2 separate regions of the Mus musculus genome follow, and region 1 is linked to region 2. Evidence: chromatin loops called from intact Hi-C (ENCODE). Cell type or tissue: heart. All regions are shown on one strand.

Evidence for each region. A loop is a pair of places that touch in the nucleus more often than their neighbours do. Peaks named below come from ENCODE experiments on the same cell type or tissue, not always from the same donor. Only the 100,000 strongest peaks of a DNase experiment are listed, where the experiment ranks them.
Region 1: it touches region 2 in a loop (8-fold over the local background); 1 of 42 quality-filtered maps calls a loop at or near these places.

The regions. Positions count from the first base shown.
Region 1 is chr11:96,436,485-96,441,484 of GRCm38, forward strand. No RefSeq gene overlaps it. Among named protein-coding and RNA genes, the nearest start is that of Gm11529, 26 kb to the right of the region's middle. In heart, a CTCF peak has its summit at 2,460 (motif pointing right); a DNase peak (open chromatin) is centred at 2,467; H3K27me3 peaks cover 3,458 bases.
Region 2 is chr11:96,300,713-96,305,712 of GRCm38, forward strand. It overlaps Hoxb6 (homeobox B6), which reads left to right. Exons shown (of 2, transcript NM_008269.2): 2 at 1-857. The coding sequence ends at 216. Hoxb5 (homeobox B5) reads left to right here and starts at 2,800. Exons shown (of 2, transcript NM_008268.2): 1 at 2,800-3,463; 2 at 4,178-5,000. The coding sequence starts at 2,902. The coding sequence ends at 4,425. The region is part of intron 1 of Hoxb5os (homeobox B5 and homeobox B6, opposite strand); the gene reads right to left. In heart, a CTCF peak has its summit at 2,541 (motif pointing right); DNase peaks (open chromatin) are centred at 1,349 and 2,559; H3K4me3 peaks cover 2,822 bases; H3K27ac peaks cover 1,487 bases; H3K27me3 peaks cover 5,000 bases.

The DNA of each region.
Region 1 (5,000 bases), 140 kb after region 2:
CTGTGTAACACATATCTGGAACTCTCAGCGGCTTACGGTATAGCTCTTGCTCACACATTTGTGAACTGGTTGCAATGAATTCTTGGCACAGTGTGGATCTTTTCTGTGACGTCTCTATGTAGTCTCTCATTCTGGGACTCAGGATGAAAAGGCAGTGGTAGGCTCAGGCAAGGGATAGGATGGCAAGATTCCAAAACAAGGCAAGCCTTCAGAGTTAAGAACCCTGCTCGCACTCCATTGGCTAGAGGCAGTCACGTGACTAGGTCCGTCATCAGGAGAGCGCTGACATTTACTCCTCCCATGGAGGGATGTAGTAGCGAGTGAATGCTTGCTGAACAACTCATCGCAACACAGAGAGCTTATGGAGTTTCCTTCACAAGTGGCCTTTACAAATAGAAGAGTTTGTTATCTATCTGGGTTCCTCAGGGTACCATATCACCTGAAGGAGGACCAGAAGACATGACTTCTTAAAGATGCCTATTTTGGTACAAAGGGCCATGTAATTTGTGTTTGATATCTGCTTGCCACTGAAGTCCCTTTTTCCTTTTCCACCAGAGCTGTGCCAGGGGGGTGATTTCCTAGCTAGGGCTTAATATCAGAGTCTCTGTGTGATTGTATACAAGTGACAGTCACACAGCAAACATAAATACGGAAGAGGCTCTGATACCATCAGGGAACAGTATTCCTGCCATCAGGCCAGCTTTGTCTGCCACCGCAGTGCAGTTAACTTCGGAATGAAATTGGAAAGCTAACTGACGGTCAGAGGGGACCTGGAAGATTTTCATTTGTAACGGAGACAGGCAGGGCACAGTGAAATGTAAGACAACAAACAGGTTTTGCCACAGGCTAGAGAAATGTGAATGCCCTTAGATTTGAATATACTTGGATGGAGAGAAGCCAGGTACATGGGTGAATTCATACCTTAGTTGTTTTGATTCCAAGATTTCATAAGCTGCACCTTTTCACACACACACCCCTGGCTGTAATAACTTTCCCATCTTTCTGCTCCAGGGTATTCCCGCCACCCTCACCCCACACATTTCTTCCATCAAGAACTCTTTAGGTTGTTGTCATTTAAAGTGAAGTCCCTAGACCAGAATGGCTGGTCTCAGATGATAGATACTATTTAGAAATACATAGCTTCCTCTCCATTCTCGCTGAACCCAGATCACTAGCGATGAGATGAAGAGCAATTGTCTCCAGGTAACTTTGTATCAGTTCTTCAGGGGATACTTTATGCACATGCACTGCAGCAGGAGAACATTGCGATTCTGACTCAGTGGACCACGGGGCAGAGCCTGTGACCTGTATCTCGGAAGACTTTAGGAACCCAGTCATGGGCTGGAGAGATGGCTCAGTGGTTAAGAGCACTGACTGCTCTTCCAGAGGTCCCGAGTTCGATTCCCAACAACCACATGGTGGCTTACAACCATCTGTAATGGGGTCTGGTGCCCTCTTCTGGTGTGTCTGAAGAGAACAATATACTCATATGTATAAAATAAATGAGTACATCTTTGAAAGAAAGAAAGAAAGAAAGAAAGAAAGAAAGAAAGAAAGAAAGGAAGGAAGGAAGAAAGAAAGAAAGAAAGAAGAAACCCAGTTATGTACATAGGCAAATCAGTGGTCCACAGTTCCAAAGCCTAACTGTGCTGTTTGCATAGGATTGATGTATTAGAGAAAGAGGACTTACTGAGGGTGGGGTCTTAGTCAACGGCCACCTGGCTTTGTGTTTTGTTTTTCAAGCATATTTTGGTCAGAGAGTGGGTCTGATGACAGTGAACCCACAAGGTCTCAGCTATGGAAGATTAAAGATGGGGCGAGGAGCAAAGGGACAAGCAGGGTAGGGGTTTGTAGACCTGGGTTCTAACGCTAGTTCTTGCTCTGTCAATAAGTGTGTTAAGATGCAGTCCCTTATTTCTCTGTCATCTATAAGCTGAAGATGACAGTCATGCAATCTCTTGACATGCTGGCCCCTATTAAAATGAAATAACATTATACTTACTTTAGCAGAGGATTTTTCTCTCCAAGTGAGTAAAGGAGTCTTAGCGACATGGGGACGCTAAACTGCAGAACTGAGAGCCATGTGCTGAGTACTTGGCCCCCAGGTCCCTTGTGAACCATAGGTGGAATTAGTTCTAACTCGTCCCAGCTCCGACATGCCTCTCAAGGTGTTGTGTTGAGGATGCCAGATCTGAATCAGGTCTCAAGGACGGAAATCTTTGCTAAGTGTGTGACTTTGGGCACGTTATTCTCCTGAAGCTGTACTTTTTTATTTACTAAAAATGAAATGATGATTTAAAAAAAAAACCTATCTGAAAAGGTTACTGGGGACTTTAAAAGATTCAGTATATGTCAAGGGCTTAAGACAGTGTCTGGCGCATTGGCTCAATGTCCCCAGGCTGGCACCTGGAGGAGGTGCGACCTCAGATCCTGCAGCAGAGGGCAGATGGCAAATCTCCCTCTCGCCTGTAGGTGGCGCCTCTCTGTGTTGAGCTGACTACCTGCGTCCGGCAAGTCTCAGCAAATCAAGTAGTTTCCTGGCATCTCTTGCTCTGCCTAGGATTGCTAGAGCCTGACTCCTACAGTCTTCTGAAGCTTGCTCCCAGGATGGCCAGTCTTAGGGATACCGACTTCCTAAAATGACATCCCTTCCCTGCTCCTGAGCACCTGCCACCCAGGAGGACTGGTCCTGGGAGGGTTCCCCAACCAGCCCTTGAGGTAGGGAGTTTCCTTTCTGCTAGGTTAAAATGACAAATTGGTACATGAGCGGTTAATGAAAGATGCTGGAAACGTCTGTGGAGATCAGAAAAATCGCCTCTCTGAGCTGACAGCCAGGCCATCTGCATTCCCGCATTTCTATTAATTCCTTAACAATAAACGACAGGAGCGCCTAGAGGGTTAACAGCTTAATTTAATCTCTGAGATTCCTTCCTGGAGCACTGAGAATTAGAAAGGCAGTTTACTGAACGTTATCCGCACACCTGGTTTTTACCCACTTGATGCCCTGAATCTGTCTTCCGGGCCACTCCTACTCGCCTGTACGCAGAGGCTCTGAATACTTTTCACGGGTCACCCTTGGACTCACTGAACCCCAACACTGGTCTCCTAGTTTCTCCACATTGGGCTTCTTACTTGCAGTTACTCTAAATGTTGGTTTAGGTCATTTCCCTGGGGTGGGGGATGGCTTTCTCTATAGGGAATGAATATCCTTTCCACAACCAGAACAAGAGCTTTTGACGTGAGTGTGAGTGTGAGTGTGTGTGTGTGTGTGTGTGTGTGTGTGTGTGTGTGTGATGGCCTCTGTGTGGGCGCCACAGCTTCATGGGCTCAGTTCTCGACTTCTACCTTTACACCGGTTCTGGGCATGGAACTTGGGTCACTAGCTTTTTATCAGATGAGGTATCTGGCTAACAAATCAGGCTTGGAGTCCCTAGCCAAGCATGAAATACTACTTGGAGACATTATTTCTGATGCTAATCCTTTCCTCTGAGGAAGACCAAGGCTTGCAAATGTTTAGTGGCTTGTAAGATTGTCTATCCAGCTAATGTCAAATCCCTCAGATAGAACTCAGGTCTTCTCACGCCTGCACAAACACTTGTTCCATAATAGGGTCGGCAAACAAGTTTGTCTTCCGCCTTCATGACTTAACTCCTCCGGAGGCTGGTAGGTAGGGGCTGCCTAGGTTGCTCCCTGGTTTAGGAGGAAAGGCCTCAGGGACACTCATGCTTTCCAGGCCCAGGGAAAGAGCAAAGGTATTTGCTGTCCTTGCATTTTTCAGTGGGGTTCCTTTGGGTTAGGCATTTAAAGACTCTATTAAAATGGAAATGTTATCTTGGAGGAGTAATGCATTAAGCCATTATCTGTCATTAACACCTTGGCAAGAACGCATTTAAGATGAGCCTGCTTGTTACTGGCAGCTCCCTTAGGGAATGGGAACTCTGGCCTCCATAGAGAGGCCTAGGAAAGGGTCTTGCCCTGGAGAAGTGCAACATTTGTAGAGAAGGAGCAACTGTGTCAGGAATTTCTATCTTTGCACCTTACAGAGCATTCTAGAATCAGTCACTATGCTATCTGCTCCTAACAGGTGTATGTATACTCCTAATCTCAGGTTCTTGTATAAATAGTTTTCTTATTTATTTATTAATTGTTTTATTTATTTACTAATTATTTTATGTATTTATGTATTATTTATTCATTTATTCACTTTTAAAAATACATCAAAATTCAGAGGTACGTAAGAGAATCCGTCAAGCCTCAGCAAACATTACATATAAAGTAAGGTGTCTAGGCTCCTTTAATTAAAGTTTGATTCATCAGTTCAAAAATAGTACAAGGTCAAGCTCAGTTTTCCTTCTCTCTCTTTTTTTCATTTTGGTTTTTCGAAACAGGGTTTCTCTGTGTAGCCCTGGCTGTCCTGGAACTCACTCTGTAGACCAGGCTGGCCTCGAACTCAGAAATCTGCCTGCCTCTGCCTCCCAAGTGCTGGGATAAAGGCGTGTGCCACCACTGCCTGGTTCAGTTTTTCTTTTCTGTCTTGTTTATCTATCTATCTATCTATCTATCTATCTATCTATCTATCTATCTATCTAGAACTGGCTTTGAGCCATCAGTTTTATTACTTTGCAGTTGCCATATTTGATGGTTTTTGTTTGTTTGTTTCAATCTTTTTCCTAATTATTTTTATAGACAGTCTTCTGCTAGCCTGGGCTGGCCTGAAACTCATGACCTTTCTGCCTCAGCTCCCAAAAGACGGAGTCACAGGTGTGTAGTACCACATCAAATTGAAATCACTTCTTTTCTATTGCTTTTAGAAACAGGGTTTCTTTGTGCAGCCTTGGTGGCTGTCCTAGAACTCGATCTGGACACCAGGCTGGCCTTGAATTCACAGAGATCTTCCTGCCTCTGTCTACTGGATGAAAGGCATGAGCCATCCGCCATCTTCCATCTCTTCTCCTCTCCTCCTCCGGCTTGAAACCACTTCTTATGCAATTTTGTTCATA
Region 2 (5,000 bases):
ACACGCTACCAGACCCTGGAGCTGGAGAAGGAATTTCACTATAATCGCTACCTGACCCGCCGGCGGCGCATAGAGATCGCGCACGCCCTGTGCCTGACCGAGCGGCAGATCAAGATTTGGTTTCAGAACCGGCGCATGAAGTGGAAAAAGGAGAGCAAACTGCTCAGTGCGTCTCAGCTCAGTGCGGAGGAGGAGGAGGAAAAGCCAGCCGAGTGAAGGTGCTGCAAAGGGAGGGGGGACGCGAAGGGAGAGGTCTGTGGGGGAACCTAGGGCACCCGAAAGCCCCAGAAGGCTCTGCGGTCGGGGGAGTCTGGGGACTTGCTGTCCAGAGCACGACGGGCAGGGCCCAGTGCTTGCCTGGATGCCCCCTTCTGCAGAGCTCTTCCTGGGCGCTTGGCGGATGCCCACCCAGCACCCCCAGCGCCTCCTCCCTCCCCCGAAGAACCCACCTTGGCCTCATCAGGCTCTCTGGTGAGAACTGAGAATCGGACTCACTTGATGTCTCCTGGAAGCAGAGCAGAATGCTCATGTCCTTGTCGAGTCTCATTTCGTCCATGTCCCCCGTGCACGGTTCAATGGTAGATTCGCTGTCCCCTCAGCAGGGACCTGAAAGACTCCCTGACCCCAGACTTGTCTCTCCTACCCCCTCCCCAAAGCCACTGGAAGGAGCACATACTACCTAGAAGGAAGAAGAGGAGCCTCAGAAGAAAACAAAGTTCTATTTTATTAATTTTCTATGTGTTGTGTTTGTAGTCTTGTCTTAGCTCCGGACGTGAAATACTTCGGTAATAATATTAATATTATTAATAATGATTATGATGATGATGATAATAATAATAAAGATGTGAAAACTCGCAGCTCAGTCACATCCAATCTTTCCCTGTCATCTCCCCCATAGCCCCCAGCCACCCTGTCACCCCTGAGCCTGAACAGCAAAGGCAAGAGCCATGGTCTGCCCCAGGGCCTTCCCAGCCTCCAGCCTCAATTCGGAAGTTACAGTTGAGATAAAAGCAAGGAGCCAAAAGCAGAGGCCAGGGATCGGTCCTCCCAGGCCCCAGCGTTGGTTGTGTCTCTCTGATGCTAAATTCACAATTGCCTCTCCCATTCAGACACGAGATGGAGAAAGCCTTTTTCCCTCTTGTTCTCTAAGCTTGCCTCGGTTGTGAGACTCTGGAGGGATGCCACTTGAGGCCTCCTTGCCCAGAGCTCTGGAGAGACGGAGCTGGGCGGGTCTAGGCGCTCTGCAGTGTTTTTTTCTGTCCTCTTCGAGCCAAGGGCCCTGGCCTTTGGCCCGCCCACATGGCTGTCTCTGCCGGCCTTGGCCCTCGGATCCCCGGCCTATTGCTCCGGAGACTGAAAAATGAGGCCACTGGGCATCTCTCCACAACTCGTCTACAGGCTCCAGGGTGCCTCTTCTCATATTAAGTAGGAGCTCGGTGGCCAGGAAGAGAATGGGAAGCCGGCAGCAGAAGGCTGCAAGGGCCCGACTTTATCTTGCTCTTTGGAGACCCGAGGGCAGGGGTCCAGGTGATGGCGCCTTTAGTCTCACCTTCTCAACCCAAAATGGCTCATTTTCTCTTTACTGCCACCCACACCCGAGCAGCAAGCTTCAGGCCCCGTTTTCTTTTCTTCCTTCTCCCTCTCCCCCCTCCTTTTTTTATTTTTAAAGAAAATAGCCGTCTGGCAGAAGGGGCCCAGCTGCGGAGATCTCTGGCCGCCCAGCGAGCTCAGCAAGGGGCCGCCGGTCTTCCGAACACCTTCCCAGGGAAGGCGGTAAGGCCATGAGCAAATTCTCCAATTATTGGCCACCAGCAACACAAGGCTTTGGATTTGGTCTCTGAATGAGATAGCTGGCATCTGGCGAGCTTGTTAAAGGGGATCTGTTTAAACCCCAAACTCCCGCAGAAGAGTTACCACCAAACCTTAACCGCTCAGACGGTTGTCTCTCTAGTCTTTGGCCGACCGACCATCTTTCTCTTCTAGGGTCCCTGTTTACCTCGGTTCCTAGGCCTAGGCTAAGGATGAGAGGTCAGAAGGAAAAATCCAAACTTCCCAGGGGCCCAGGAGAACGAAGAGCTTCCCTGCCTTTTCCAGCCTCCCTCCAGCCTAGTCCTGCGGCTCTCTCTCGTGTTGTGGACCCGCCGCTGAAGCCTAGCCAAGAAGCAGACCTGGCTGAGCTAACAAAATTCTTATAATTGTTTTTCACACACAACTTATAATCCTTCCCCCCATTTCCTTACCCAAGTTGGGGACTGGCAAAGCCTAAGGAGGGAAGATCAAGCAACTTCATTTTGATTATATTACCCAGAGTTAAAATAATAATGGTGATGATAATGTCAGAGAGGCCACAAATAGAGGGGATAGCCGCACCCTAACGAAGTAGGCAAAAGACTCAAATCCATCTTCCTAAAGGTTCAAGCCTGTGAGTGAGCTGCGGGCCGGGTTTCTTTCTTGGCTTGGCGGTTGCACAGAGCCAGCAAAGAGGTTGCCGAAGCCGCCATGGCGGCCTGCGGCCCGCGCTCCCGTCAATCGCCGGGAGGTGGCGCGCTCTGCTCAGAGGCCAACGTCAACCTTCTCCCTGTTTTTCCCCCTTCTCACTTTCTCCCCCCCTCTCGGAGGCTCGCATTGAATCGGCCCTAACGATTCTCCGATCGTCATTATTTGTAACCATAGAGCATGAATTACCTCTTGAGGTCATCAGTGAGAATTTACGACTGGTCAACAAAAGCACGTGATTCCCTAACGCCCCCCCATCCCCCTTCTAACCCCCCCCATATTTGGCCGCATACATAGCAAAACGAAGTACAGTGCATCGCTATAATTCATTAATACATCATAAATCGTGAAGCACAGGGTTATAACGACCACGATCCACAAATCAAGCCCTCCAAAATCACCCAAATGAGCTCGTACTTTGTAAACTCCTTCTCGGGGCGTTATCCAAATGGCCCGGACTATCAGTTGCTAAATTATGGCAGTGGCAGCTCTCTGAGCGGCTCTTACAGGGATCCCGCTGCCATGCACACCGGCTCTTACGGCTACAATTACAATGGGATGGATCTCAGCGTCAACCGCTCCTCGGCCTCCTCCAGCCACTTTGGGGCGGTGGGCGAGAGCTCGCGCGCCTTCCCCGCGTCCGCCCAGGAACCCCGCTTCAGGCAGGCGACGTCCAGCTGCTCCCTGTCCTCGCCCGAGTCCCTGCCCTGCACTAACGGCGACAGCCACGGCGCCAAGCCCTCTGCTTCGTCCCCTTCCGACCAGGCGACCCCAGCCAGCTCCAGCGCCAATTTCACCGAAATAGACGAGGCCAGCGCGTCCTCTGAGCCCGAGGAAGCGGCGAGCCAGCTAAGCAGCCCCAGCTTGGCTCGAGCACAGCCAGAGCCCATGGCCACCTCTACGGCCGCGCCCGAGGGGCAGACTCCACAGATATTCCCCTGGATGAGGAAGCTTCACATCAGCCACGGTAATTCTCCATCTCTTTTTTGTCCTCTCCGCATTCCTGCCCTGTGTTGGGGGTGGGGGCGAGCAAAGCTTGGCTTTGCCTCAAATATAGATCCCTTTTTTCTTTTCTTTTTTTCTTTTTCTTTCTTTCTTTTTTTTTGCCATCAAGAGGGAAAAGTGTCAGAAAGGGTCCCCACAGCTCCATAGATAGAGCCAAACAGTGTTGTTTTCTGGGCGTAGGCATTTAAAAAAAAAAAAAAAAGGCCAGTTTGTTGCCACGTTCAGCTTAGGTTTTGTTTACCTAGCCAGTCACCGGCTTTAGGATGAAAGATGGGATTTGTGTATTGTGAGGAAGGGTCCTGATTATTACAGAAATTTTGAGACTGCTGCTAGCAAAGGGGGAATGGGCTATAAACGGAGCTTTCTAGGGCAAAAGTGCAGTGGCTCTCTTCCCTCCCGGGCGAGCTGCCGCCTGAACCCAGCCTAGGGTGAGGCACTGGGAAGGAGCCAGAGACAAAGCCGGGAGCATTCACTACCATCAGAAGTGGGGGCTGCTGGAGAAGGGGGGGTATGAAGAAATAGAGGCTGGATGCAGGCATCTGGGGTGAGGAGGATGGGAGCTGCGGTGAGCTGGGTGCTGGGGACGCCTGGGTCCTGCTCCCCGCCCCCTCCCACTCAGTGCCCCCTCCTTTAACCGGAATAACGTTGCCTCGGGGCTCTCCTCTAACTGCTCTAGATATGACTGGGCCAGACGGAAAAAGGGCCCGGACCGCCTATACTCGCTACCAGACCCTGGAGCTGGAAAAGGAATTCCACTTCAATCGCTACCTGACCCGGCGGCGACGTATCGAGATCGCCCACGCGCTTTGCCTGTCCGAGCGTCAGATCAAAATCTGGTTCCAGAACCGTCGCATGAAGTGGAAGAAAGACAACAAACTGAAAAGTATGAGTCTGGCTACAGCCGGCAGCGCCTTCCAACCTTGAGCCCATCCGGAGGAGCCCTGGGCGGCCCGAGAGCCCGCACCAACCCCAGCTCGACCCTTCCAATCTTCCCTGCACTGCCGCTGCCCGCTGGGGACCAGTTCCCACGAGCCTGTCACACCCCAGTCCTGTGTTACAATTTTTCGTTTGGTCTTAGGTCTTCCCATGGCTCCCTCTCTCCTGGACTGGTTATCTTGTTATTATTGTTAATAATAATTATTATTATTATTTCCCCCTCCGTGCTCCCCACTTCTCTTGGCTCGCCCCCCCCCAAGTTGCCAGTGTTTCTGAATGTCCTCGTGTCTGTGGTTGCGCTCCTTTCCCCAGGAAAAAGAAAAGAAAAAGAAATTCGCATGTTTAATGTGACTTCCCCTCCCCGTCTGTGTTCTAACTTATTTATAAAAGGATGATGGCTGTATTTTGAGTTTCTGCTGGAAACTTCCATAAGGGGCAGCAGTTGAGGTTGGGTAGTGCTGGGCCCAGCTGAGCTGGCCTGGGAAATGGAGCCCACTGTCTGTGTCTCTTTTCTCCCACCTCATCCTTCTTCAGCCCCACCCAGCCCCCACTCCCTAGGCTCA